Regions from separate parts of the Homo sapiens genome. Here region 2 is linked to region 1. Evidence: chromatin loops called from intact Hi-C (ENCODE). Cell type or tissue: upper lobe of right lung. All regions are shown on one strand. Links, peaks and the distances in the headings refer to the core of each region. The heading gives the core; the rest is flanking DNA.

The links. Peaks named below come from ENCODE experiments on the same cell type or tissue, not always from the same donor. Only the 100,000 strongest peaks of a DNase experiment are listed, where the experiment ranks them.
Region 2: it touches region 1 in a loop (10-fold over the local background); 2 of 110 quality-filtered maps call a loop at or near these places.

What each region holds. Positions count from the first base shown.
Region 1 is chr2:43,874,641-43,884,009 of GRCh38, forward strand. It overlaps ABCG8 (ATP binding cassette subfamily G member 8), which reads left to right. Exons shown (of 13, transcript NM_022437.3): 11 at 506-773; 12 at 2,921-3,048; 13 at 3,136-8,348. The coding sequence ends at 3,273. Among named protein-coding and RNA genes, the nearest start is that of ABCG8, 40 kb to the left of the region's middle. In upper lobe of right lung, for the core only: a CTCF peak has its summit at 3,420 (motif pointing right); DNase peaks (open chromatin) are centred at 3,406 and 7,091.
Region 2 is chr2:44,286,587-44,295,955 of GRCh38, forward strand. The region is part of intron 4 of SLC3A1 (solute carrier family 3 member 1); the gene reads left to right. Among named protein-coding and RNA genes, the nearest start is that of SLC3A1, 16 kb to the left of the region's middle. RefSeq lists an enhancer at 98-653. In upper lobe of right lung, for the core only: a CTCF peak has its summit at 5,268 (motif pointing left); a DNase peak (open chromatin) is centred at 5,235.

The DNA.
Region 1 (9,369 bases), core at 117-8,116:
CAGAGACTTGAACTTTTATTTTAAACATTTACCAAAACACCAGGACTGTGGACCAGGAATGATAGTTTTCTGGCCAGAAGGAATCTAAAAAAAAGAAGTCCTCATTGTATTTTACCTTTTCAGAGCCTCACTGTGGCCCCCCAGCAGGCCAGGCAGGTGTTTCCAGGAAGCAGAGGTTCAGAGAGGCTACGTGGCTCTCCAAGGCCACACAGCTACTTGATCTGGTCAGGGGGAGTAGGGACTTGAAACCAGGTCTTAGGACAGCAGGTGCCCATTGCTGCCCTGGGGGAAACAGGCTGAACTGCCCTAGAGGGAGCATTTGGTATCTGCAAGGGGGAGGCCAGCACTGAGCTCATGCTCCTGGGTCCCAGCACACCCTCCTGCCACAGCCTCATCATCACCAGGAGGGAAGGTTGCTATCTGGGGGCACTGCTACTTTTAAACGTTTATAATAATGGCAGTGAAGGTGCTGGCTTCATATCCTTGCAAGGGCTGTTCTTTGCAGATCCTCGGGGAGCTTCCGGAGCACTGTGCCTACATCATCATCTACGGGATGCCCACCTACTGGCTGGCCAACCTGAGGCCAGGCCTCCAGCCCTTCCTGCTGCACTTCCTGCTGGTGTGGCTGGTGGTCTTCTGTTGCAGGATTATGGCCCTGGCCGCCGCGGCCCTGCTCCCCACCTTCCACATGGCCTCCTTCTTCAGCAATGCCCTCTACAACTCCTTCTACCTCGCCGGGGGCTTCATGATAAACTTGAGCAGCCTGTGGACAGGTAAGGCCTGCCCCCGGGGCCTGGGCCAGCTTTGTTAGGACTCATGTGACTGGATGAAGCCTGCTTTCATCTGGAGATGGACACTTATCACTTAGATCCAACTCGAGGCTGGCCCTTCTGGAAGCAGAGGCCTTTGCCCACTGCCCTGGAGGCCAAAGGAATGATTCCATTAGAGATTCCAGATGCACCTCCTCCTATCCCACAGCTGATATCCAGAAGTCGCCCTTGACTGTCTCCCTCCCTCTCCACATCCACCTGTGAGCCAGGTCGATTCTGCCTCCTGTTTCTCTGAAATGTCTGCTTGGCTGTGTCTCCATCCCTGGCCACCATTGTTTGAGCCTGGGCCACTGCCATAGCCTGGTCTCTGTAACCTGGGCCCCTCCACATCCCTCTCGACTCAGCCACGCAGAGTGAGCTTTCCAAGGTGCAAACCCATGCCCCCCTTTGTTCAAATCTTCCCAGGGTTGCTCAATCCCTGCGGCCTCCCCAGCTTTCTGAAGCCCCCAGCACACCCCACCCTCTCACCTCTGAGCCTGCCCAGCTATTGTCTCTGGGAATGTCATGCCCGCCTTCCATGGGGCATCTCTTCTGCCAGGGCTTTCCTGATGCACCCAGGCAGGGCTCATTGCCTCCTTCCCCTCCCCATACCATGCCACCTCCATAGGATCAGGGCACAGGCTCCATTGTCTCTGGTGTGGGGCCGCTGAGTCTCCTCAGCCCACACAGTCCATGAAGCTGAGCACGTGCAGGGATGCCTCATCACATCCCTCTCGAGAATTGCTATGGATCAAATGTGTGGGTGACCCCGTGGCCTCTCAGCTCCCTCGGCCCCAGTCCATGTCCCCAGCAACCCCTCTGCCCTTTTGCCTCTTGGTCTCTGGTCTCTCTCCCCTCCTTGCTCATCAGAGAACTTGGGCCAGAGCCACCATGGCCCTGTCTCAGAGAGTGGGATGTGCCCTTGTGCAGGTAAGAGAGACTGTGTGACTGTGGGGAGACCATGGGAATATGGGGAGACTGAATACGGGGGAGACTGTGTCGATATAAAGGAGATCATGGGAATACGGGGAGACCATGAGAATAGGAGGAGACCGTGGGAATATGGGGAGACGGTGAGAATATGGGAAGACTGCAAGAATATAGGGAGACCATGGGAATATGGGGAGACTATGGGAATATGGGGAGATCACATGAATATGCAGGAGACTGTGAGAATATGGGGAGACCGTGAGAATATGGGGAGACTGTGGGAATATGAGGAAAGTGTGAATATGGGGGAGACCATGTCAATATAAAGGAGCCGTGGGAATATGGGGAGACTGTGGGAATATGGGAGAGAGAGTGTCAATATAAAGGAGACTGTGGGAATAGGGGGAGACCGTGGGAATATGAAGAGACTGTGTGAATATGGGGGAGACCATGTCAATATAAAGGAGATCGTCGGAATATGGGGAGATTGTGCGAATATGGGGAGACCATGGGAATATGGGGAGACTGTGGGAATATGGGGAGATCATGTGAATATGCAGGAGACCGTGTCAATATAAAGGAGACAGTGGGGATATGGGGAGACCATGAGAATATAGGGAGACCATGGGAATATGAAGAAACTGTGTGAATATGGGGGAGACTGGGAGTATGGGGAGACTCTAGTAATATGGGGAGACTGGGAATATGAGGAAACTGTGAATATGGGGGAGACTGTGGGAATATGGGGAGACCGTGGGAATATGAGGAGACTGTGTGAATATGGGGAAGACCATGTCAATATAAAGAAGACCATGGGAATATGGGGAGACCATGGGAATATGAGGAAACTGGATATGGGGGAGGCCGTGTCAATATAAAGGAGACCGTGGGAATATGGGGAGACTGTGGGAATATGAGCAGACTGTGTGAATATGGGGGAGACCACATCAATATAAAGGAGATCGTGGGAATATGGGGAGATCGTGCGAATATGGGGAGCCCATGGGAATATGGGGAGACTGAATATATGGGAGACTGTGGGAATATGGGGAGATCATGCAAATATGGGCAGACCATGGGAATATGGGGAGACTCTGTGAATATGGGGGAGACCATGCGAATATGGGGAAACCATGAGAATATGAGGGACACCTGTGAGTAACGCGGCTGTCTGTCTCCAGTGCCCGCGTGGATTTCCAAAGTGTCCTTCCTGCGGTGGTGTTTTGAAGGGCTGATGAAGATTCAGTTCAGCAGAAGAACTTATAAAATGCCTCTCGGGAACCTCACCATCGCGGTCTCAGGAGATAAAGTAAGCGGGGAAGGCCTCGGGTTCTAAATTATTGGACGTCCGGCTTTCCATCCTCCTCATGAGCCCACTGCATGTCTGTGTCTCCAGATCCTCAGTGTCATGGAGCTGGACTCGTACCCTCTCTACGCCATCTACCTCATCGTCATTGGCCTCAGCGGTGGCTTCATGGTCCTGTACTACGTGTCCTTAAGGTTCATCAAACAGAAACCAAGTCAAGACTGGTGATTCACGCCAGACGTCTGCCCGCTGGTGGGGGACCTGAGCAGACCCTTCAACTGCACTCCCTCCTCAGGAGCCCCTTCCTGGGGACAGTGAGGACAATGACCCTACAGATGCTCAGCTACATCCGGCCCAGGGTGCTGCAGTGGCACAGACCAGCCACAGGATGGCAGTAGAATAAAGACAGTCGAAAGGGATTTCTGCTCACTGGCAGGAGACTGCGATGACTGGGAGAAAACCTGCACTCGGTGGCACCTACAACGTTGCTAATTTATTTCCTTTTGATATGCATTTATATAGGCAACTCGATATAGGATGGGAGCAAACTAGGAATGAATTGGGTAGCTAGACTGTGCAGGAATTGTTGGAACCTGGAGGGAACAATAACAGTAGCTAGCAGATTTGGCTTCATCTTCCAGGGGCCCCACACTCCGTGGTGAGCCACCATCAATACAGAAAGTGACCTAAGATGTACCAGCAAGATGCCATCCCTTCTTTTTGTGTGGGGTCATGGGCTCCAAAAGCCAACGTGAACAATTAAAAATGTATTGAGCATCTACTCTGTAGCAGGTCCTGTGAAAACACTTTAGGTGGACAATCCCTTGAGGTAAGTGGTATCCCATTTTATAGGTGTGAAAACTGAAGCAAAAATTCATTTTCCTAAGGGCACATGGATACTTTGTGGTGGAGTCATATGGGGATCAGAAAAGCCTTTGAGGCCTTTGGAGTTAGAGGGCAGAAGGCAAGGCCTGAGCCGCTGTAAGCCTTAGGAGTTTAGGAAGGCTCCAGAAGACAAATGGGGTCTGTAGAGGCTGTTAACTCAGCCAGGCTTCTTAGAGTTGCATTTCACTAACTGATATGGTTTGGCTCTGCGTCCTCACCCAAATCTCACCTTGAATTGTAATAATCCCCAAGTGTCAAGGGCGGGACCAGATGGAGATAATTGAATCATAGGGGTGGTTTCTCTGATGCTGTTCTCCTGAGAGTGAGTGAGTTCTGATGAGATCCGACGGTTTTATAAGGGGCTTCCCTCTTCGCTCGGCTCTCATTCTCTCTCCCGCTACCCTGTGAAGAGGAGCCTTCCACCACGACTGCAAGTTTCCTGAGGCTGCCCCAGCCGTGCTGAACTGTGAGTCAGTTAAACCTCTTTTCTTTATAAATTACCCAGTCTTGGGTATTTCTTCATAGCAGTGTGAGAGCAGATGAATACACTGGCCCTGCCTGGGTTTCAGAACCAGCCTTGAACCTTTCACAGTGGCCAGAGGATGGGGAGGCAGAGGCCCAGGTTGCACACTTCTTGCCTGAGTGTTGGGGACTATCTGACCCAAAACAGGTGCACAGAGGGCAGGAGAGGATGTTCCCAAAGGAAAATTAGAGTTTAGAATCAAAAGAAGGGGAAGGTGCGTGTTTGGGAGGTAAATAGCAAATACTCTTCATAGGTTCACTAGAGTCTTGCTACTCCAAGTACGATCCCTGGGCCAGCAGAATGGGCACAGCTGGAGCTGATTGGATAGGTCCCATGAGCCTCAGGCCCCACCCAGGCTCAATGAGTCAGAGTCTGCGTCTTAAGAAGACCCCCTGGTGATCTGTGCACATTCAAGCATGCTGCCGTTTTCCAAAGCACTTGCAACACTCAGGATGCTTGCACGGTCATGTTGCCACCATCCAACCTGCAGACCCCATTCTTGAGATTGACTGGGAGTTCCTATCATGTCCTCCATAGCAAGGGGATCTAGACCAGAATCAAGCCTTGGATCTAGTTCTCAAGTCTCTTTTGTCTCTTTCAGTTTAGGAACAGTTTGTCAACTTTCCTTCACTTTTGTGACCTTGATACTTGAGTTTGAAGGCTGTCTCTCAATTTGTGTTCTGCCCAGTGCATCCTATCAGAAGGCATGTGATTTCAACTTCTCCCATACCAACAACGTTCACTTTGATCACTTGATTAAAGGGGTGTCTGCTAGGCTTCTCCACAGCCAAGTTACTATTTTCCCTCCCTTTATAATTAATAAGCATTTTGTAAGTGGGTACTTTGAAACTATGTAAATTGTAAACTTTCCATTTATGCATTTTAAAATTTTGATTGATGTAAACTTGTGAATTCCCATTGTATCCTTACAACCCTTTATTATTGTGATTAATTCTGATGCTCAGCTTGTCCCTGATTTGGCCAGTGGGAACCCCGTCGAGCTGGCTTCTGCATCCTTTTGATATGTCCTCATCATCCTTTGAGGGCTGAAACAACCAAGAGTTTCAGGCTCATTTTTTGTTTTGTTTTTTTTTTTTTGAGACAGAATCTCATTCTGTGGCCCAGGCTGGAGTGCAATGGCGCGATCTCGGCTCACTGCAACCTCTGCCTCCCAGGTTCAAGCGATTGCCTTGCCTCAGCCTCCCAAGTAGTTGGGATTAACAGTGCCCACCACCACACCTGGCTAATTTTTGTATTTTTAGTAAAGACAGTGTTTCACCATATTGGCCAGACTGGTTGTGAACTCTAGGCCTCAAGTGATCTGCCTGCTTCGGCCTCCCAAAGTGTTGGGATTACAGGTGTGACCCACCGCACCTGGTGTCACAGGTTCATCTTGTATTTTCCCATCTCAGCCCTGGAATCCGATGTTTCTCCAGAGAATCTGGGTTCCTCTTAGTGGAAAATGGTATTTAGAAGCCAAGGTTTTGGTGATAAGTATGCTCTTTGCTTGTGGAACATCTCTGCTCCCAGGCTCTCTCAGTGAACAGAGTTAGGGAGTGTGTGTGTGTGTGCGCGCGCGCGCGCGCATGTGCATACATATACACCTAAGTACACATGAGTTTACTCTGATAACATCCATTTCCAATCCAGCATCACAGAGTTGATCCTAGGTTCTTCCCTCTTCTCTAATTGTGAGAAACCTGGCTTCCATTACCCTTAGGTTATTTACTCATTTGATTAACCGCCTGCAGGTAAGTAATCTCCCATCTACACTGCCACGCCTTCTCCTGTATGGACGTCCTGCCTACCCTGCTCAGGCTCTAACTCCCAAGTCCAGCTTTCCCTGAGTCTGCAGCTGTCTTCCTCACACTCCCGTGGCCCACCACAACTTCCCCCCACCTCCTTGTCACTGTGGTCCCCTAATGGCGTTAGGCCTGAATGAAGAAGGGGGAAGGATGAAGAGGACATTGGTAGCTTGCCTTAACTCCCCAGGTAATTCTAATGTGCAGTGATTGACAGCCACTAAGATACATCACCTGACTTTGTGAGTTCACCATTCGGTCTGCAATGGGTTTTGGTAACTCAGTGGCTCTGTATGCCGTGCTGAAGGGGAAAAGGGCAAAGTGCAAAGGCAGGAGGGATGGAGAAAATATAGCAGCTGCCATTTATTTGTGTTTTTCCTACAGCGGTGGTTCTCCACCCTGGTTGCCCATGCTGGAGCTTTAACAAAAGCCAATGTGGACCCATTGCCCAGAGACTCTGATCCCATGGGTCTGTTTTGTTTAAAATGCTCTTCAAGGCATTGTGAGGCCAGGAAAACAAAGAACCAAGGCTCTCCCGGGTGCGGTGGCTCACGCCTGTAATCCCAGCACTTTGGGAGGCCGCGGAGGGCAGATCACGAGGTCAGGAGATCGAGACCATTCTGGCCAACATGGCAAAACCCTGCCTCTACTAAAAATACAAAAATTAGCTGGGCATGGTAGTGCGTGCCTGTAGTTCCAGCTACTTGGGAGGTTGAGGCAGGAGAATCGCTTGAATCCGGGAGGCAGAGGTTGCAGTGAGCCGAGATTGAGCCACCGCACTCCAGCCTGGTGACAGAGCGATACTCTGTCTCAAAAAAAAAAAAAAAAAACCCAAGGCTCTCGAGGCATGCATGCTGTTCAGCGAGCCCTGCCCTGCATTGCGAAAGGGTAGAGATTTGTTTATTTGTCAGTATTGAAAGCATGGCTTGCAAAGTTTTCCTGTTAAGAGTCAGATAGTAAATATTTGGGACTTCGTGGGCCTTATAGGCTCTGCTGCAATTACTTAACTCTGCTGTTACAGTGTGAGAGCAGCTGTAGACTATAGTAACGTACAGCCGGTGTGGCTGTCTTCTAAGAAAGTATTATTTACAAAAACAGGCAGGTTGCTAGATTTGACCTGAGGGTGTAGTTTGCAGAGCCTTGGTAAAGGTTTTCAAATTTGCATTTTAAGCCCTCCAATTTCAAGTTATGCTATTGGTGGGGAATTTTAATTAAACAGAAAATAATCACCAATATTGGCTCAAATATTTCCTGATTTAAAAAAAAATCTGCTCTTGTTCCTATAAATAGTATATAAGATGTAATCTTGCCCTGGGTTAAACCAGTCTACAGAGGTAGATCTCGCATTTGCTTTTGTTTTCTTCTACTTCAACTCTTGTCATGATCCCAAATTAAACAACTAGCAACAGAAATGTTCAAATCTGTCAAATCCAAGTGTTAACAGACCTGGGACCAGGGGTTCCTCATAGTGGCTTAGCACAGCATACAGACCACTTTCCTTTGGCCCAACCGGCCTTGGGGTCTGGAGCACCAAACAGGCCCTGAGGAAGCGTGCAAGGAACTGGAATGCGGGGAAAGTGATGAAATATTTTGTTGGTTGGCCTTTGCTTGTTTGCAAAATATATCCAATGCTCACACCTGAGAGACAACAGACATCCTTATTTGTGAATAGTCTGCACTAGATAATTCAGATTTCAAGTCATCTGTCATTCGTACTTGATAATGATTTGTTCTTCATTTAAAGTGGCCTGGGTACAGAGCAACATCCCCTGTCTTTATCACATGAGCTCTGCCTGAGGCAGCTTCAGCAGGTAGGCAGGCAGGCAGATGGAGCACAGCCCATTCTCTGCTGGTGCACTAGGAACAGCAGCACGTGTGGTGTTAGCAGCTAATAATTAAAACAACGTTTAAGCAGTGGGTTGAGATTTTTAAACACAAACCAACTCAAAAACACTTCTCTGCTTTCTATGTAATAGTGCTCACATCATTTGTATGATTGTCTCGTCTCTTTAAAATTGGAAATATTCTTGTTTCCCCAAACTGCTAATAAGCTCTACTGACCCATGCTAAAAATAAAGCTCTTTCGGCTGGGCGCAGTGGCTCATGACTGTAATCTCAGCACTTTGGAAGGCTGAGGTGGGTGGATCACTTGAGGTTAGGAGTTCAACATCAGCCTGGGCAACATAGTGAAACACCATCTCTATCCCAAATACCAAATTAGCCAGGCACAGTGGCAAGTGCCTGTAGTCCCAGCTACTCAGGAGGCTGAGGCAGCAGAATCACTGGAACCTGGGAGGCGGAAGTTGCAGTGAGCCAAAATCGCGCTACTGCACTCCAGCCTGGGCAACAGAGCAAGACTCGATCTCCAAACAAACAAACAAAACAAAACAAAACAACAAGAAAAACAGAACGTGGTGGCTCATGCCTGTAATCCCAGCACTTTGGGAGGCCAAGGTGGGTGAATCACCTTAGGTCAGGAGTTCAAGACCAGCCTGGCCAACATGGTGGAACCCCCATATCTACTAAAAATAACAAAATTAGCCGAGTGTGGTGGCACATGTCTATAATCCCAGCTACTTGGGAGGCTGAGGCAGGAGAATCACTTGAACCCAGGAGATGGAGGTTGCAGTGAGCCAAGATCACACCGCTGCACTCCAGGCTGGGCAACAAGAGCGAAACTCCATCTCAAAAAAAAGAGAGAAAAGAAAAGCTTTATTTGTGTTGATTCCATTATTCCACTATTGCACAGAAGCCCTGCACTGTGCTTGGAATCAGCTTGATCTTGAGTTTGTCTGGTTTTCACAGGCCTCCTCTTCCTGACAGTAAACTTGAAAATATTTTTATGTGGGCACTTGGGTTTTGAAGGACTCCTTGGGCCTCAATCCCCGGTGTCCTAACTCTGAGCTACAGAGCTGACTAGAAATCCTGTAAGAAGACCACCATGTGGAGGAAACCCTCCAAAGCACACAAATCATCCATCTCAGAAGGAACACGACTTGGAAAGGGGAAGGACATGGTGGTGTGCCCATTGATTGACTCATTCAGTGATGCCTACCGGGTGCCTATCATGCCAAGCTCTGCTAATTGGCAGGTCTGCAGAGTGCTGGAAGAACT
Region 2 (9,369 bases), core at 312-8,311, 410 kb after region 1:
AGCTGTGCGGTGTCTGTGACGGTGAGCTGTGCGGTGTCTGTGACTGAGCTGTGCACTGTCTGTGACGGTGAGCTGTGCGGTGTCTGTGACGGTGAGCTGTGCGGTGCCTGTGACTGAGCTGTGCGGTGTCTGTGACTGAGCTGTGCAGTGCCTGTGACTGAGCTGTGCGGTGTCTGTGACGGTGAGCTGTGCGGTGCCTGTGACGGTGAGCTGTGCGGTGCCTGTGACGGTGAGCTGTGCGGTGCCTGTGATGGTGAGCTGTGCGGTGTCTGTGACAGTGAGCTGCTGCAGGGAGGTGGGTCATTTGGGGTCTGGCTCCTGCATCTAAAATGGGCTTCTTGATGGTTATTTGGCTTTCATGTCTTAGCTGTCTCATCTATGAAACACAGTTGGTGGCAATATTTGTCTCATAGGGCTGTTTGGAAGATTAGATGAGATAACACATGCACGACACTTCTGTACTCATTGAGTAAATATTAACATATTGCCTACTCCGTGCCAGGCCCTGTTCTAAGCACTGGGAATGCAGCAGTGAATAAAAGAAGCCTTACCCTCAAGGAGTCTCCAATATACTGAGGGGAAAGCAGGCAATTAGCCACTAAATATATATATGTTAGGTGGTGGTGAATGCCAAGGGGAAGGGGCATCGGAGTGTCAGGTAGAAGTGGCTCTTCTATATAAAGTGTGTAGGAGACACCTTCTTATGATGAGATGCTGTTTGGACAAAAACCTGAAGTGAGAAAGGAACCATGTGACTATCTGGGGGAAGAGAATTTCGGGCAGAAAGAAGAACAAATGGAAAGGTCCCGAGGTGAGAGTGTGGTTCATGTGTTTCAGGGATGGCATGGAGGCCAGAGTGTAGGGTTGCCAAACTTAGCAAAGAAAAATACAGGATGTCCAGTTAAATTTTAAATGAATGATGCAACATTTGAGACATACTGCTACCAAAAAATTGTTCATTGATTACCTGAAATTGAAATGTAATTGAGTGTCTTGTATTTTATCTGGCAACCCTACCAGTATGCTGGAGTGAAATGGGTTAGGGCGCTGAAGTAAGAGGTGGGGGCTGATCATTTCTCACAATACAATTCACAAAACATATCAGCTATGTTCTTGTTCTTGTTCTTGCTGCTCCTATGGCTACAGTGGGCAGAAACTTAGGGGAGTAGGGGAGTCCTCTGAGCCAAGTAGGTGGGAAGGAGACCCTAACAGAACGGGGAGCATTGGGTGCCTTTCCACAGCTCACCACGTCAGCCAGATAGAGTGGATGCAAGCTGTCATGCTGGAGTCACTAGGGGCACCTAGAACCCTTGGTTTAGTTTAATTTTGAAATAACAGTTTAATTGACATATAATTCACATACCATAAAATTCACCCCTTTTGAGTGTGTAATTCAGTGGTTTTAGTATCTTCACAGAGTTTCACAATCACTACTAATTTCTGAACTTTTTTTTTTTTTTTGAGACAGTCTTGCTCTGTCGCCCAGGCTGGAGTGTAGTGGCATGATCTTGGCTCACTGCAACTTGTGCCTCCCAGGTTCAAGCGATTCTCCTGCCTCAGCCTCCGAGTAGCTGGGACTACAGGCATGTACCACCATGCCCGGCTAATTTTTGTATTTTTGTAGAGACAGGGTTTTGCCATGTTGGCCAGGCTGGTCTCAAACTCCTGGCCTCAAATGATCCACCCGTCTCAGCTTCCCAAAATGCTGGGATTACAGGTATGAGCCACTGCACCTGGCCTAATTTCAGAACACTTTTATCTTCTCAAAAAGAAACCCCATATCCATCAACAGTCACTCCTTATGGCCCCCTCCCTTTCTTCCCCCACCCCCTGGGAAACCACAAATCTACTTTCTATCTTTTTACCCACCTAAGCCTCAGTTAGATAGGTTTTGCCTATTCTGGACACTTTGTACAACAGAATCATGCTGTATCTGTATATCCCTGGTAGGTGTCTGTATCTGTGTTTATTTGAGAAACTGCCAAGTTGTTTTTCAAAGCAGCTGCATAATTTTACATTTCCATTAACAATGGGTAAGCGTTCTAATTTCTCCACATTCTCACCAACACTTGTTATTGCATATATTTTTTATTACAGTCACCCTAGTGGGTATGAAGTGGCATCTCACTGGTTGTATTTGCCAAATGGCTAAAGACGTTGAACATCTTTTTATGTGCTTATAGTTCATTTGTATATCTGCATTGTAGAAATGTCTATTTAAATCCTTTGCCCATTTTTATTTCATTTTTATTTATTTATTTTTTTTGAGATAGAGTTTCACTCTGTCACCCAGGCTGGAGTGCAGTGGTGCAGTCTCGGCTCACTGCAACCCCAGTCTCCCAGGCTCAAGTGATTCTTGCGCCTCAGCTTCCTGAGTACCTGGGACTATAGGCACGTGCCACCATGCCCAACTAATTTTTGTATTTTTTGTAGAGATGGGGTTTCTCCATGTTGGCCAGGCTGGTCTCGAGCTCCTGGTCTCAAGCAATCCTCCCTCCTTGGCCTCCCACAGTGCTGGGATTACAGGTGTGAGCCACCGCACCTGGCCCTTTGCCCATTGTTAAACAGGGTTGTCTTTTTATTATTGGGTTGTAAAAGTTCTTACATATTCTTTTTCTTTTTCTTTTTTTCTTTTTTTTTTTGAGACAGGGTCTCACTCTGTTACCCAGGCTGGAGTGCAGTGGCGTGATCTCGGCTCACTGCAACCTCCACCTCCTGGGTTCAAGTGACTCTCCTACCTCAGCCACCCAAGTAGCTGAGATTACAGGTGCGCATCACCATACCTGGCAAATTTTTGTATTTTTAGTAGAGACGGGGTTTCACCATGTTGGCCAGGCTGGTCTCGAACTCGTGGTCTCAAGCAATCCTCCTGCCTCAGCCTCCCAAAGTGCTGGGATTATAGGCATGAGCCACCACACCTGGCCTCTTTTCATATTCTTGATACATGATTTACAAATAATTTTTCCTATTCTGTTGGTTGTCTTTTTACTTTCTTGATGGTGCCTTTTGAAGCACAAGCGTTTTTAATTTTGATGATGTCCTATTTATTTATTTGTTTTTTGAGACAGAGTTATGCTCTTGTTACCCAGGCTGGGGTGCAGTGGCGCAATCTCAGCTCACTGCAACCTCCGCCTCCTGGGTTCAAGTGATTTTCCTGCTGCAGCCTCCTGAGTAGCTGGGATTATAGGTGCGCACCACCATGCCCAGCTAATTTTTTGTATTTTTAGTAGAGACGCGTTTTATCATGTTGGCTAGGCTGGTCTCGAACTCCTGACCTCAGGTGATCCACCCGCCTCGGCCTCCCAAAGTGCAGGGATTACAGGCATGAGCCACTGCGCCTGGCCCAATTTATTTATTTTTTTCTTTTGTTGCTTGTGCCTTTAGTGTCGTATCTAAGAACCATTGCTTAATCCAAGGTCATGAAGATTTACTCCTATGTTTTCTTCTCAGTTTCACAGTTTTAGTCTTACATTTTAGATTGTCTGTGATCCATTTTTTGTTAATTTTTATATAGGGTGTGAAGGTAAGCTGTCCGACTTTTTTTTTTTTTTTTTGCATGTGGCTATTCAGTTATTCCAATCACGTATGTTTAAAAATACTATTCTTTCCCTACTGAATTGTCTGGCAACTTTTGTTGAAAATCAATTGACCATAAATGCATGGGTTTATTTCTGGACTCTCAGTTCTGTTCCATTCATCTATATGTCTGTCCTTATGTCAGTACCACACACTGTCTGAATTACTAGCGCTTTGTAGTAAGTTTTGAAATCGGGAAGTGAGAATCCTACAACTTTGTTCTTTTTCAGTATTGTTTCACTATTCCAAGTCCTTTGGATTTCCATGTGAATTTCTGAGTCAGCTTGACAATGTTTGCAAAGAAGCCTGCTGTGGTTTTGATAGGGATTGCATTGAATCTGTGGTTCACTCTGGGGAACATAGCCATCTTATGTTAAGTCTTCCAATTCATGAACATGAGATGTCTTTCCATTTATTTACGTGTTCTTTCATTTCTTTCAACAATGTTTTGCAGTTCTCAGAGTACATGTCTTGTACTTCTTTCGTTAAATGTATTCCTATAGACTACTTATTTTTAAGACTTTTTTTTTTTTTACTGTATATGTTTGGTGTTTCCAGAATTTGTATGAATTGTTTTGGAATTGGTTCTGGAAGTAAGCACCATGAGTGAGGGCACCTTGCCTCCATGGGGTTGTGGGGTTGTGGGGTTGTGGGGTGGGTAGTTGTAGACATGGTCAGCAGACTAACTAGGGGTTAGTTTTAAACTTCTCTGGTAGCCTGTGGACTCTCCTCTTCTTCATCACCAAAACTCCTTATCACCCACGCCTCATGCTCTCCCCACACATTCTATGTGCTAAGTGCTGTTCCTGGATAATTTAATGCTCAGAATAAGCCTAATTTACGAGGTTTTGTGATCATTTTACAGAGAAGGAAATTGAGGCTTAGATAGGTAAAGTCACCATCCTTGGGAGTCATGGAGCAGGACTGAAATCCAGACACTCGGACTTGAGTTCATGCTCTTAACCACAATCCTACACCTGCTTTGAGGCAATGTATGTGTTTCCCTCTCCATGCTTCACTTTTTCTGCACAGATTTGTCAAGGAGGTTTTCAGTTATAAATTGATAAATGTGAGTATAAACCAGCTGGTTTACAGTTGGTTTATCAGGCAGTAGATTTTTCCAGGCTCCTTGTGGCAATAGTGATGAATTGTCTGGGGATGTTTAGACAAGTGTGATAAATTCTGCAAAAATGTGCCAGCCAATACATTAATTATTTTTTTGACTAACCCAGCTGTGCTCTTCCAGATACCCAAGCCGTGGAGTGTGTGGACAGGATCCTTATTTACTGGTCTTCTGGCTGAAATCCCTCATGTGATGAATCATTAATGCCTCCGGTTGAGAGATTAGACTTTATTTGCAAGACTGGTTTAGAAGATTTACTATTAGAAGTAAATAAGAAATGCTGAGAAGCTGAGAGGAAAGCCTCTTTGCTCCTGGAAAGGGACCTTTGGCATGAAGGAGACTTCTGTCACCCTCCTCCCCACCTTACCCCCAGCAGCGCTTGTTTCTGCAATAGAGTTAAGCAGGTTAATAATTTGCAGCTCAGAGGGTTTGTGTGGAGGCGGCGTTTGGAATGACTTGCTTGCATACCAACTTGTACTCCTGGAGCCTGAGCCCACTTCCTCCCCGCTCCTATCAGATTTTGCTTTATCTGCACAGTGGGAAGCTGGCATGCTGGGGAAATCCAGCAGAGAGCACCCTCTGCTGTCCTTCTCTTTCTCCTCCTCTTTGTACTGGCCATCAGGGGACTTGGCTCTGCTCTGAACCTCTTGGGGCTTGAGTGCTTTCAGCTGAAGAAGTCAGAAAACCTTCTCTGAGGTATCAGGGGTATATATTTGTATAATACTTTATACTTTCCCAATCACTTTGGTTTTTACTGGTCCTCCACATTTCTTATTTGACAAATGAGGAAACTGAGACACAGAGAGGTGAAGTAACCCAGCGGGTTAGCAGCATGGCAAGGAAGAGACTCCAGATGGCCTGGCCTCGTATCTGGGGTTTGGAGTGATCCTACACCTGCCATATGGGAATGCTGAGCCCCAGGGTAGGGACTGCTGGGGAGACCCAGCTGAGAGGGAACCCAGAGCACAGGCGTAGGCTCCGTTCTGTCCCTACTAAGCATGATACTGCTGGAGGCAGCAGCTCAATTCAAAACACAATTCGCTCACTACCTGCTTGATTAGCCATCTCTATGCTTGATAATAATAATTGTGCCATTTATTGCACCTCCTCTATGCCAGGCACTTTATTATAATCATTCACTCATTTAATGATAGGTATTGTGTGTCTTGACCATGTGCTAAGGGTGTGGGGGCTGGTAAGATAGATACCTCTTGTGGCCATCCTGGGGCTTATATTCTGGGGTGGGAGGTGGACAATTAAACAGGCGATTACAATAAAATGTGCCAAGCGGTCATGACAGTAGGAGGTAGGAATACACAGGGCAAGCGCCTAACCTGGACACATTTGCAGAGGAGGTGAGATACCTGAGGAACAGGCATGAGCTAAGTGAAGAGGCATGGGTGGGAGTGTTTCCAGCAGAGGAAAGCGTGGATCGTGACACATTAGAGGTGCTGGGAGTTGTCCAGTATCACTGGGATGTGATATATAGAGCAGGGAGTGACCCGATGAGACTAGAGAGGTCACTGGGGGTGAGGTCAGGAGCACCACTGAAGGCCCTGGTAAGGATTTGGGCTTAAAAGGTCTTAGGTATTTATTTTTTATTTTTATTTTTTTTCAATTTGAGAAATCAGTCTGGTTTTGGAGAAGGGGTTTGAGTAGGGCAGGTTTGGAGGCTTTGGGGCCAGGGAGGAGGATGGTGCAGTAATCGGGAAAGAAATTCTGGTGGCTTTAGGCCAGTGATGGAGGCATAGAGGTGCAGAGAAATCATCAGGGCTCTGAGAGGAGTCCCCTGTGAATCCCAGGTTTCAGATTTGAATATGGGGTGGGTGGCAGAACCATTGTCTGAGATGGGAGACACAGGAAGAGAGAGGGAAATATCTTAGGTATGTAGAGTTGGAGCTGCCTGTGACACATCCAAGTGTTCAGTGGACAGTTAGATATAAGGACACTGGGCTGGGCACAGTGGCTTATGCCTGTAATCCCAGCACTTTGGGAGGCTGAGGCAGGTGGATCACATGGTCAGGAGTTCAAGACCAGCCTGGCCAACATGGTGAAACCCCATCTCTCCTAAAAATACAAAAATTAGCCAGGCATGGTGGTGGGCACCTGTAATCCCAACTACTTGGGACGCTGAGGCAGGAGAATTGCTTGAGCCCATGAGGCAGAGGTTGCAGTGAGCCGAGATCATGCCACTGCACTCCAGCCTGGGCAACAGAGCAAGACACCGTTTTAGGGGGGAAAAAAAAAAGATATAAGGACACGGAGCTCAGGGAAAAGTCTAGTCTAGAGATAAAACTTTGGGACTTGTTGATGTGGCTGATGTCTACAGAGCTCAGGCAGGTGTTTGGTGAGAGAAGCAGGCTGGGTAAGGTGAGCAAGAGGGCCAACTGCAACGTAGCTGGAGCGAATTGCTCACATGTGAATGAGGGCCTGGTGTTGGTAGACCTTCCAATTAAAAGAAAAATCCAAGGGAGCCAGGCTAGCAAATAAGTCAGGGCGCCGTACAGTTGCAATTCTGCTGCCACCACTTACCAACCATGACCTTGTCAAAGGCACATCATCTTCCTGAGCCACAGTTTCCTCACTGGTAAAGGGGGAACAATAATGGTACGTACCTAATGGGGTTACTTGAAGATTAAATGGTTTAACCTTTGTAAAGCACTTAGGATGCTATTTTTTTTACTGTATACAGTACTTGTTAAATAGTCAGTAAATTGGTAAGTAAATAAATACTATTGTGAAGTGCAATGTCGAGAGGGTGTAAGATGGAGCCCCAAGGAGCACTGACATCAAAGAGCTGCAGAAGAGACAGAGAAGGGAGACAAACCAAGGGGCAGGGTATAACGGAGCTAAGGTATCTGAGTGTTTCCAGAAGACGAGATTGGTCAACAGTGTCAAATGATGCAGAGAGATTGGGTAATATAAAGACTGAAAGGGGTCTGGGCGTGGTGGCTCATGCCTGTAATCTCAGCACTTTGGGAGGCTGAGGTGGGTGGATCACTTGAGGTCAGGAGTTCGAGATGAGCCTGGTCAACATGGTGAAACTCCATCTCTACTAAAAATACAAAAATTAGCCAGATGTGGTGACGGGCACCTGTAATCCCAGCTACTCAGGAGGCTGAGGCAGGAGAATTGCTTGAACCCGGGAGGCAAAGGTTGCAGAGCTGAGATCACACCACTGTACGCCAGCCTGGGTGACAGAGTGAGACTCCATCTCAAAAAAAAAAAAAAAAAATTGAAAAGTCAATTGACTCTGGCAGCAATACCTTATTTACTCCATACAGAAACCCTCCATACTATGTTATTGATGGAGACACTGAGGCTTAGCTGGTCTTGCAGATGCCCTATGTCATGCAGCTGGACAGCGAGAGAGCTGGGTTGTACCCAGAGGGTCAAATTCTGAAGTCCTTGATCTTTCCTCTACTTCCTGCTTCTGGAGGAGTTAGCAAAGAATTTTTCCAAGATTTCTGAACATGAGTAGGGTCAGTTTTCTTTCTCTTGCCTCTAAGTAGAGAACCAGTTTCCTCTGTACTCTGAAACATCCTTTCTCATTCCTTCTTGAGATGGACAACCTGTGATTTATGACATTTTCAAGATGATGTCTTCTGTTTGTTTTTTTGGTTTGTTTTTGTTTTCTTAATAGAGACAGGGTCTCACTTTGTTGCCCAGGCTGGTCTTGAACTCCTGAGCTTAAGTGATCCTCCCACCTCGGTCTCTGAAAGTGCTAGGATTACAGGCATGAGCCACCACACCTGGCTTAAGAGGATGTCTTCTCTATCATCCCATGTAAGAGTAGACAGAGCTTTTCCCAAACATGGGTTTTTAGGTAAACGGGCCCCCAAATGTCAGCCATCTGAAAAGGAAAGGCTTGGCTCAAGGTTCCATGTATTTGGATATGTTAACTTGCTTCCTTAATGTTGACTTGCTTTCTTTTCACTCAGAGCAGCGAGCTATTTAAAGAGAAAGGAGTTAAAAGGTGCCCAGTGGAAAAACCAGGAGTGCGTGATGTCATGGGAGTCAGACAGGAGTCAAGGACGTAGTGTATAGTCCAGTTCCCAGAGTCCACGGCACCTACATGGGTCACTAGACCTAGCTGACCCAGGCTCTGTGCCCATTTTTGCATCTGGAACCCTGAGAGACCTTCATGGGAGTAAAGAGGGTTAACAATTAAAATCTGAAGCTCTCTTTTCCCTCCTGGTTGAGAGAATAAATAGCATGAAGCAAATATTTTTCAAGAGCAAACTTTGGATTATCTTGGTGATAATCTGAATTATCAGCATTTAAAATGACTTTCAGAAAATGTCCATCAAGCTTTTACTGTTTTGTCTCATTAAACAATGATATTATTTCTGATTATGCTAGGGCCATAAACCTTCTGTGCGGTACAAGTTTCTCATGTTTAATGTCAGGTCAACATTTCACAATGCTGAGATCCGGACTCCGTAAAGAAAAGGACTGGCTTTATTTTAGGAAATCAGTGCCCAAAAGCTTGATGTTTACACAGAATGGTGCTTAATGTTTTCCCACATTTTTGTCAGAGGCCGCTTGGATGCCTTCAGTTATTCGTGCTCTGCCCCAACCAATGTTCACACTTTTAAAGAACAGCACCACCTGGGTGTGGACCCAGGTTGCGCGGGGTCTGAAGCTGATAGTAAATTAGGGCCTTCTTA